Linked DNA regions of Homo sapiens: region 2 is linked to region 1. The links are chromatin loops, found by intact Hi-C in ENCODE. Cell type or tissue: CD14-positive monocyte. All regions are shown on one strand. Links, peaks and the distances in the headings refer to the core of each region. The heading gives the core; the rest is flanking DNA. Region 1 has its middle 93 kb from the start of APBB1IP. Region 2 has its middle 46 kb from the start of APBB1IP.

Evidence for each region. A loop is a pair of places that touch in the nucleus more often than their neighbours do. Peaks named below come from ENCODE experiments on the same cell type or tissue, not always from the same donor. Only the 100,000 strongest peaks of a DNase experiment are listed, where the experiment ranks them.
Region 2: it touches region 1 in a loop (1.8-fold over the local background); 1 of 110 quality-filtered maps calls a loop at or near these places.

The regions. Positions count from the first base shown.
Region 1 is chr10:26,342,760-26,348,142 of GRCh38, reverse strand. No RefSeq gene overlaps it. Among named protein-coding and RNA genes, the nearest start is that of APBB1IP, 93 kb to the left of the region's middle. In CD14-positive monocyte, for the core only: no CTCF peak of the experiment used is centred there; no DNase peak of the experiment used is centred there.
Region 2 is chr10:26,389,525-26,394,907 of GRCh38, reverse strand. No RefSeq gene overlaps it. Among named protein-coding and RNA genes, the nearest start is that of APBB1IP, 46 kb to the left of the region's middle. RefSeq lists an enhancer at 2,426-2,485. In CD14-positive monocyte, for the core only: no CTCF peak of the experiment used is centred there; a DNase peak (open chromatin) is centred at 2,377; H3K4me3 peaks cover 1,435 bases; H3K27ac peaks cover 853 bases.

The DNA of each region.
Region 1 (5,383 bases), core at 71-5,070:
AAGAAAACTTTATTAGATCGTAGAGCACAGGGCAAGTGTGGGTATAGATGTCATCTGAGAATGTTGTTATTACTGCTAAAGTGCATCATTGTTGAGGATTTTATGTGAGATTTGGAAAAGTGGACAAAAGTCTAAAGGATATTAGACAATTATTTTTAGGTTATCAGGTCCGCTATGGAGCTTTTGCAATTATATGAGACCTGGAACCAGCTTCAAGAAGATCATGATCTGGCAAGTATGCAATGATTACTTTGTTCATATAGTGTATTTTCCAATATAGTGTATTTTCTTGGAAACGACTCTCTTTATCTTTGACAGGTAGATGTACACACACCCCAGACTGTTCTACAGGTTGCTGGCTTGAGACCCAGAGGCTTCTAGAAAACTAATCTTTATTCTGGTTCTCAGCACAGAGTGAGAAGTGAACTTGAAGCACGCTGGGAGAGCCTGGGGAGGAGGAAGATAGTGCGTTGGTCCTTGAGGTTGTATTGTTGCCTGTATAACTATGATGAATGAGGTGCCCCAGCACAGGTGAGGTGATCTCTAACACACTCCACATGAGGACTGCCTGGGAGGAGGGAGTTAGGCTTCTAGGGCCATCTGCAGTTGTACATCCGCTGGTCAGGATTTTTGGAGTCCAGAAGAGAAGCTTGCACCTCCAGCTGTCCTGGATGATATTGCCGATCTCTGCCATATGTCATGACTTTACTCTGTGTCCTTTCTATGAATAACCTTTTTCACTTACCTAGGTCAATCTCTTCCCAAACTGTGGAGATCTGAGCCAACACAGATATGTGTCAACATGGTATCAGCTTTCTTTATTTATGTATTTGATCCCTTCAGGTTTTCTGAAAGCTATGCCTTTAAGAAGTGCTGAGCTCTGATGTTTTCCTGAGTGAATTCTTTCAAATGTTCAAGAAATTAAGATAATTATGATGCTTTTATAACTGCACCAGAGCACAGAGCATGAAAAGACTTTTATAAAACCAGCATATACATTTTGATAAAAATAGCACGAAAAGAAAATTATAGACTTCTCTCACATGTGAATATCTATGCAAAAATCCTAAATGACAAGGCAAATAGAATCCAACAATAAACTAAAAGAGTACACAAAGCCAAAAGGGTTTATTCTGAGACTTTAAGAAAGGTTTAATATTAGGATATTTATTAATGTAACTCACCGTATATATAGGTCAAAAGATAAAAATATATAATCACATTGACAGGTATAGAAGAGGCATTTGATAAAAGTCAATGTTTATTCCTGACTTTAAAGAAATCATAGTAAAATACGAATAGGTGAATACTCCTTTAACATGATAAAAGTACATCTTTCCAACCGAAGTGTAGGATTATACTTATGGCAAAATACTGGAAGCAGTCATATTAAAGTCACAAATAAGGCTAAGATACCACTATTACTACTACTATTTGACATTAATTTACAAAAGTTAATCTTTTCTTATATCAGCAGTAATTAGTGAGGAAATAAAATGAACAGATCAAGTCTTCTCACCACAAAGATGTTTGCAAATATCCCTACAGAGGGATTTAAAAGAAGACAAATAGTGAGGTATTCTCTACTCAGGGATAGGAAGACTTATTGGACATACCAATTCTTCCTGAATCAATATGTGCATTCATTCTTCTTCTTCTTCTTTTTTTGGATGGAGTCTCATTCTGTCCCTCAGATTGCAGTGGCACAATCTCGGCTCACTGCAACCTCTGCTTCCTGGGTTCAAGCAATTCTCCTGCCTCAGCCTCCTGAGTAGCTGGGATTACGGGTGCCCACCATTACTCTCGGCTAATTTTTGTATTTTTAGTAGAGACGAGGTTTCACAATGTTGGCCAGGCTGGTCTCAAACTCCTGACGCCAAGTCATCCACCCGCCTCAGCCTCCCAAAGTACTGGGTTATAGCCACCACATCCAGCCCAATGTGTACATTCTTTAGGATCCCCATGTAAAATTAGATTTGGGGTGGAATTTATCAAAAATAATTCCAAAGTTCATCTATAAAAATAAGTATAAAATAATATTAAGGAAAATTCAGAAAGAGAAGAGTCACGAGAGTAGAACAGTCTTATAATATTAGGCTGTGTTATGAGGCAGTTTTTTTTTTGTTGTTGTTTGTTTGTTTGTTTTTTGAGATGGAGTCTTTCTCTGTCGCCCAGGCTGGAGTACAGTGGCGCGATCTTGGCTCACTGCAAGCTCCGCCTCCCGGGTTCACGCCATTCTCCTGATGAGGCAGTTTAATGTAATGGCTAAGGGATAGTCACGAGGGCCAGACAATCTAGGTTCAGATCTTTACTATTCCACTTAATATGTGTGTGCACTTAGGTAAATTACTGAAATTCTCCATGCCTATGTTCTACTTGTAAAACATGTAAAATAGTGCCTGTATATAATAAGCATTCAACAAAACTTAACCATTGCCATTATGGAGTGACCTTAATTAATAACATAGGATATTTGCATTGTAATAGATGGTGTAATCAATGGAAAGGAATAGAGAATTCAGAAAAAAATGCAAGAACTAATAGGATTACAGTATATAAATAAAAGTAGCATTTCAAATCAGTAGGAAAGGTGAATTACTAATAATGTGGGACCAAGTGGTTAGCCATTAAACATGGATTCTTATATTACTTACATTGCACTTTATTAACACACTTACATTATATTATAGCTCAGAACAATTTTTGGTTACAGTGAAGACTTAAATGTAAGAAATACAATCACAGAAGTACTAATAGAAAACATGAGTAAAAATCATTTTTATAATCTTGGGATATGGAAGGTCTTTACAAGTAGTCATAAAACCAGAATCCATAAAGAAAATGCTAATAAATATGCTTGTGTGAAAATTTAAGCTTTTTTGTGGTGAAAAGAAAACCAACAATCAAAATAAAAATAAAAGCAGCCGGATGCAGTGGCTCATGCCTGTAATCCTAGCACTTTGGGAGACCAAGGCGGGCAGATCACGAGGTCGAGAGATTGAGACCATCCTGGCCAACATGGTGAAACCCCATCTCTACTAAAATACAAAAATTAGCTGGGTGTGGTGCACCTGCAGTCCCAGCTGCTCGGGAGGCTGAAGCAGGAGAATCGCTTGAACCCGGGAGGCGGAGGTTGCAGTGAGCCGAGATTGCGCCACTGCACTCCAGCCTGGGCAACAGAGCGAGACTCCGTCTCAAAATACATACATACATACATACATACATACATACATACATACATACATACATACATACATAAGTAATAAAAGCAAAAACAAAAAGTCCTCTGTAGCTATAAAAAAAGAGGACATTGACAAAACTTAAGATTGACCAAGTTTCTGGGCCTGAAAAAAGAAAAAAATAATTGTTTTTGTGCTAGGGAGGAAGATGAAGAAAAGACAAATGTGGACAAAGAGGGAGGACAGGGCTGACCCTGGGCCATGTCACTGTCTCTACTCCTCACGTAGCCCTAGCCAGGAGGCCTCCCTTTCCCCCAACCCTTTTCTGTTTTCCTGTCTCTTCTCTTCCCATCCTCCTTGTGGCAGAAGCAAGTTTTCCTCTTTTACTCCTGGGCATCAGTTTGGTCATTTTAGAATAGGACCTGACCTATAGTAGGTACTCAATAAACATTAGCCATAACAGCAATAATAATAATTTAAAAATTATCTGGTGTGTTACTTCATCTCCTGCAAATACCCATGTCCTCAGTGTCTCATCTCCCATTCCAAAAGGCCCTGCAAAAGGATTTTCTTTTTTAGTGTTCATTTTTTATCGATGTATCATAGTTGTACATATTTTTGGGGTACATGTGATATTTTGGTACATGTATACAATGTGTAATGATAAAATCAGGGAAACTGAGATACTCATCGTCTCAATCTTTTTTCTTTATATTGAGAACATTACAATTCTCTTCTAGCTAGTTTGAAATATACAAAAAGAGTTTTCTTAAACAAATGCAATTACCATCCTGAGAGGAATTATGGTGCCAGAGTTAACAGACAAATGCGTGTATGTCTATGTGACTCTCACATTCACACAAACACAATACTTAGAAATATAGCCTCACGCATTTGTATATTTCTCAGATTTTGCCCTGTGTTTGCCTCCATGTTCAATCACATATGTAAATACAGAAACATACACATATACCTCAAATATGTTTATATAAGTCAAATTTTTCGATGCCTCTATAAACCTGTATCTTTCTACATCTATATGTTTGTGAATGTATAGAAAGACTCCAGTGTGATGGAACCAAACCTCTTCATGGAGATTATCTCTATGGAATGGGGTTGTAAAAGGGCTTCCAGCTTGATTTTCATCTTTCTGCATTGGCTGGATTCTCCACGTTTTATTATTTTGGCAAAAAAAAAAATAGACTTAAAAATAAAACAGAGTGTTGAAAGAAAGGAGTATAAATGGTAAAATGAGGACTGAACATATTCCCAGGTTTTAAATTTTCAGCAAAATACATGAAATGATTTTATCGCTATCGTATGAATGCAGGATGGTTTCTGGAATCTTGGACTCTTTACTTAAAAACAAACCAACAAATAAAAGTTGCTGGTGACCCTCCCTCCTTAGCACAAGGGCACGGAATGAGTGGGCATCACGTGGAGAAACACGCAGCCAGTGCCTCCATCTCTCAGGAGCCCATGATGCAATTGTGGATTATCCAGTCTCCTGACTTTCTTCTCCTTGCTCTTTTTTAACATGTTTACTGTTTCTTCTTATTTTTAGGGGAAGGGGAATGAAAAGAGAATAAATGTAGAACTTAAAATTCTAAATGTCTCTCTCCCTCGTCCCTCCCTCCATCCTCCCTGTGTGTGTGTGTGTGTGTGTGTGCGCCAGCGTGCACGCGCGTGTGTGTGTGTGTGTGTGTATTTTTCCTAATTTATATTGTTAGGTGTTTTTAGTGGAATCTCACAGAACCTGTGAATACTGGCAAGTAATATAACACCCTGCTTGTAGCATGTAGAGACAGACTGTAGAGCATTTTATGTTTTGAAAGTTCTGTTAATTACGCCTTGCCCATCTCGGTGATAGCATTCATCAGCATGCTGGCAGTGTGGCTCAGAATCTCCTGTCTCTTGATTTAAACATGCTCAGGTCCAAGCTCTGCTTGTGAAAGGAAGTTGAGGGGTCTAATTATACATGAAGAATCGATAAATTGCAAAAGAAAAGATTTGCCCCCCAAGAGCCACAATAGATAATTAGAAATGGAAGATGAGAAAATGGCAAGAATACCAAATAATAATTTTTAGCATGTCCTGAGAAATTGAGGTGAAAGTCTTTATGAGCCAGAAATTTACCAATGATGAGAGCACTCACAGAAGCCACTTGTTACTGAGGGAAGATGACCAGCTCTTCAAATAAAAAT
Region 2 (5,383 bases), core at 242-5,241, 47 kb before region 1:
TATTGGCACAGCGATCTGCATTTACCTGTGCAAGCTTCTAGCTTGCCTTTCTATGTCTCAAGCTTGATTTTACGGGCTGCTCTTTGTTAGAAAAGAAAATGCTTTGGGGGTTGCTTTTCATTAAAATGAAAACCTTACCAAAGATTTCCTACCCTCTCTGCTTAAACAGTTTCTTCTTAACTCATATATCTTGTATATCAAAGGCACCAGCAAATTCAGCATCTGGTGAGTACCTATTCCTCAGAAATGGCACCTTCTATGTGTCTTCACATGGTGGAAAGGACTAATGAGCTCCCTCCAGTCTCTTTTATAAGGACACTTATCCCATTGATTAAAGGAAAGCAAAGCCCTTATGTCCTAATGACCTCCTGATATGCTTTGGTTGTGTCCACATCCAAAATCTCATCTTGAATTGCAATCCCCATAATCTCCACTTTTTAAGAAAGAGACTAGGTGGAAGTAATTGAATCATGGGGGCAGTTTCCCCCATGCTGTTCTTGTGACAGTGAGTGAGTTCTCAGGAGATCTGATGGTTTTACAAGTGTTCGGTAGTTCCTCCTCCATTCATTCTCCTTCCTGCCACCTTGTGAAGAAGGTGTCTTGCTTCTCCTTTGCTTTCTGCCATGATTGTAAGTTTCCTGAGGCCTCCCCAGCCATGCTGAACTGTGAATCAATTAAACCTCCTTCCTTTATAAATTACCCGGTCTCGGGCAGTTCATTATAGCAGTGTAAAAACCGACTAATACACCTCCCGAAGTCCCCAACTCTTCATACTATTGCATTCTAGATTATGTTTCAATATATGAATTTGGAGGCAGGGGAAACAGAAACATTAACACCATAGCACTAATGTTTAGTTTTAAGTAAGACATCAAAGGTGCTTTCAGCTTGGGTGCTATTAATTGCATAATAAGGGTGGCTAGAGAAAAAAGTGCTTAATGAGATTCATTTTGTGAGTGTGTGTGTGTGTGTGTGTGTGTGTGTGTATTAGAGAGAGAAGAGAGAGAGCATGTGCTTAGCTGTGATTACAAAAGCTTAAGCTTTTAACTGGCAAAAATCCTTTAAAAAGCACTTGGATTGTTACTGCCTGAAATGTAGCAAAAACATCCTTTCTATAAGTTGTTCTAATTTCATGAAATGCAAGGTATAAGATGTTCTGGTTTAGGTGACCTACACAATTAGAGTCAGGTATTTGGCAGTCAGAAAGTATATGTTTAGTTTTTTTTTTTTTTTGACGTAAGTATTTCCCAGGGAGCAGTTACAGCATAACTCGATTGACTTTTTTTTTTAGCACAGCTTGACTGATTTTTAGCATAACTTGATTGATTTTTTTTAGCACAGCTTGATTGATTTTTAGCATAACTTGATTGATTTTTTTTTTAGCACAGCTTGACTGATTTTTAGCATAACTTGATTGATTTTACCATAACAGAATTGAGAAAAGAAAAATACTTAGTGAAATCCCATCTCGACTAAAAATACAAAATTAGCCGGGCCTGGTGGTGGGCACCTATAATCTCAGCTGCTTGGGAGGCTGAGGCAGGAGAATTGCTTGAACCCAGGAGGCAGAGGTTGCAGTGAGCCAAGATCATGTCACTGCACTCCAGCCTGGATGACGGAGCGAGAGTCTGTCACACACACACAAAAAAGATAATGTGTGTGGTGGGCAAAGCAGTGGGCATCATTTATGGATCTATATAGCTTGGCCTCAAAATTAGAACTGACTGGAATTTGAGGCGGTGTCAGTGCAGCCCCGTTTTCCTGTTCATCATGATGTCATTGTGCTTCTTTGGTCTTCTTGCAAATCTTCTAAGGCTTGAAGAGAGGTGCTTTGGAAATCTGATACTAAAGAAGTATTAAAGGGCCAGGCGGGGGTGGTTTATCACCCCTGTTATCTTAGCACTTTGAGAGCCCCAGGTGGGAGGACTGCTTCAGGCCAGGAGTTCAAGACCAGCCTGGGAAACATAGTGACACTCTTTCTCTACAAAAAAATTTAAAAATTAGCTGGACGTGATGGTTCATGTCTGTAGTCGTAGCTACTGGGGAGGCTGAGGCTCGAGGATTGCTTGAGCTCAGGAGTTATAGACCAGCCTGGGCAGCACAGCCAGACCCCATCTCTAAAAAAAGAATGAAAGAAAAAAAGGAAGTCTCAGGAATGTTACACAAGTCAGACATTCTTCCAGAAGCTTTCAGAGGAGGTTGCTCACACGGCCGCGGCTGCCTTGCATGCAAATTCGGATTTCTACCCCTCAGTAAGCCCCTCTAGGCTGAGTAGTCAGGGCTGCAGAGGAGGATCTCGCACCCCTGCAGACACCACTACCTTCCCTGGAGAGCCTCAGCTGGGCTGGCGGGACACTAGAGGAACTAGAGAAGTTCTCAGACTGTGGATGAACAGACAGGAAGGAGACATGGGGAGGGTGGCGTCCCCAGACGGCGCCCCTGAGAGGGGTGTGTCAGCCTAGAGAAACATCTCCAGGCTCCAAGAACTCGGTTTCCCAGGCAGAGCCTGCAGAAAGTGACCCACGAGGCGCTGCTTCTGAGCCACGCGGCTTGGTAGCTTTCTTGGCTGAACCAAGAGCTAAAGGGATTCGCGAGTGGGTGTTTGGAGACAGGAACATCCCTGGTTTCTGGGCACGTGGTGGTCTGTGCTGCCCAGGGCTCACTGCCACTCCTCCTTCAGGTGGCCGCGATGCTGGACTCAAGGCCCACATGAGCTGACGCGGCCAGGCGGTGGCTTTGCCTACCTGGGTCTCTGCTTCCTGGGGCTCGGAGACTGCAGCGCGCCCGCGGGCCCGCGCGACGCGGAATTTGCCTGCAGGGGGCTTCAGGCAAAAAGCCGGAGCTGCGGGGAGCCGTTGCCCGGGTACAGTCTGCCCGGTGAGCAGGTGGGGGCCGACTGGCCTCGCCCTCCACCCCAGGCCAGATCCCGGCCTCCCGGGGTCCCCAGGGCCCGAAAGTGTCGTGCGCTCCAGGGACGCATGGCACCGCCCGGGGACTCCAGTGCCGCGGAGCTCGGGGGGCGGGAAGGGGCTGGTGGCCGAGCGGCCGCGCTCCGCAGAGGTAGCCGCGGCGTCTTGACGCGCCTGGGCCTGCCCAGGACCGGGAGCGGGCCCTGCTGCGAGCTTTCCAGCAGGTATCCTAGACCCTGGGGGAGGCGCCTGCCGAACTGGTCCCCGCTGGGCCTGCCCCGCTGGAAGGCGCGGGCCTGGGCCATCAGCTCCCTTATGTCCGGGTGGATTGGGATAGAAGTTCACGGGTGGTTTCCAAACCTCGGTGTGCGGCACATTCAACTGAAAAACGAGTTTAAAAATGTCTGTCCGGTGTTTAAACTCATCAAATTGTATACACTAAATATATGCAGGGTTTTTTTGTTTGTTTTTGTTTTTGTTTCTCCTGTATGTCAATTACACTGCCATAAAGCTGTTAAAAAACAAAAACTACCCGGTTGTCTTCAGCTGGGCCTGATGGAGTCTGCATTTTCCCATGAGTTCTAGGTCATTAGAGACCTCTCCGCAGTCAACTGCCTTTGGATGGGGGTTTTAGTTATTTTTCTCTATGCAAAGGAGAATTTTGTGTCTTTGCCTCCAATAAACATAAGAATAAAGAAAATGTTATGAGTATGACCTCCGCGCTGTTTAAGGCAAGCTGGCTTGTGTTAAATTAGCCAAAGGGGATGCCCAGGATAGACCACTTTTAAGAAGCTGAAAGTTGTCTAAGGGATTATTTTGTGTGGACAGTTGACTTATTTAAAAAAAAATGTTTTTTTGAAAAAGGGTTTCACTCTGTTGCTCAGGCTGGAGTGCCCTGGTGCAATCATAGCTCACCGTAGCCTCGACCTCCTTGGTTCAAGTGATCTTTCTGCTTCAGCCTCCCGAGTAGCTGGGCTACTGGCATGTGCCACCATGCCTGGCTATTTTTTTTATTTTTATTTTTATTTTTGTAGAGATGGGGGTCTCAGTGTGGTGCCCAGGCTGGTCTCGAACTCCTGGCCTCAAGTGATCCTCCCACCTCAGCCTCCCAAAGTGCTGTGATTACAGACATGAGCCATCTTGCCAGGCCTAGTTTTAAAATTGATATGTAATATTTGCAGGTATGTATGGGGTACATGTGACATTTTCTTACATGCATAGAATGTATAATGATCAGGTCAGGGTATCTGGGGTATCCATCACCTCAAGTATTTATCATTCCTATGTGTTGGGAACATTTTAAATCCTCTTTTCTAGCTATTTTAAAATATATGATACATTGTCATTAACTATAGTCACCCTTCTCTGCTACTGAACATTAAGATTTATTCCATCTATCTGTAGGTCTGTAGTTATTCCTTTTAACTGTATGTTTGTACCCATTAACCAACCTCTCTTCATCCCCTCCGTCAACCTACACACCCTTCCTAGCCTCTGGTATCTATCATTCTACTCTCTACCTCCAGGAGATCAACTTTTTTGCTCCCATATATGAGTGAGAACATGTGATATTTGTCTTGGCTTATTTCATTAGCATAATGATGAAATTCCACCTATAATTCCATAATAACATAATCCCATCCATATTGCTGCATATGACAGGATTTCTTTCTTTTTTTTTTTTTTTTTTGAGATGGAGTCTCACTGTGTCACCCAGGTGGAGTGCAGTGATGCGATCTTGGCTCACTGCAACCTCCGCCTCCCGGGTTCAAGCGATTCTCCTACTTCAGCCTCCCACGTAGCTGGGACTGCAAGCACCCGCCACCATGCCCAGCTAATTTTCGTATTTTTAGTGTAGACAGGGTTTCATCATATTGGCCAGATTGGTCTCGATCTCATGACCTTGTGATCTGCCTGCCTTGGCCTCCCAAAGTGCTGGGATTACAGGCATGAGCCACCATGCCTGGCCAATTTCATTCTTTTTTATGGCTGAATAAGTATTCCATTATGTATAAATACTGCATTTTCTTTATCCATCTGTCTGTTGATGGACACTTAGGCTGATTCTCTATCTTTGCCATTGTGAGTAGTGCTGCAATAAGCATGAAAGTGCAGGTATATACTGATTTCCTTTCCTGTGGATACATGTGGAATTGCTGGATCGTATGGTAGTTTGAGAACTCTCTGCACTGTTTGCCATAGTGGCTGCACTAATATATCTTCCCACCAACAGTGTATGAGACTTCCCTTTTTACCGCATCCTCGCCAGCACTTGTTATCTTTCATCTTTTTAATAACAGTCATTCTAACTGGGGTAAGATGATCTCTCACTGTGGTTTTGAGTTGCATTTCCCTGATGATTAGTGATGTTGACTACATTTTCATATACCCATTGGCCATTTGTATAGGGACAGTTGACTTATTGACAATTTTTTGTTTAAGCATTTTTAGATATATTCTAAATGTAAATAGTT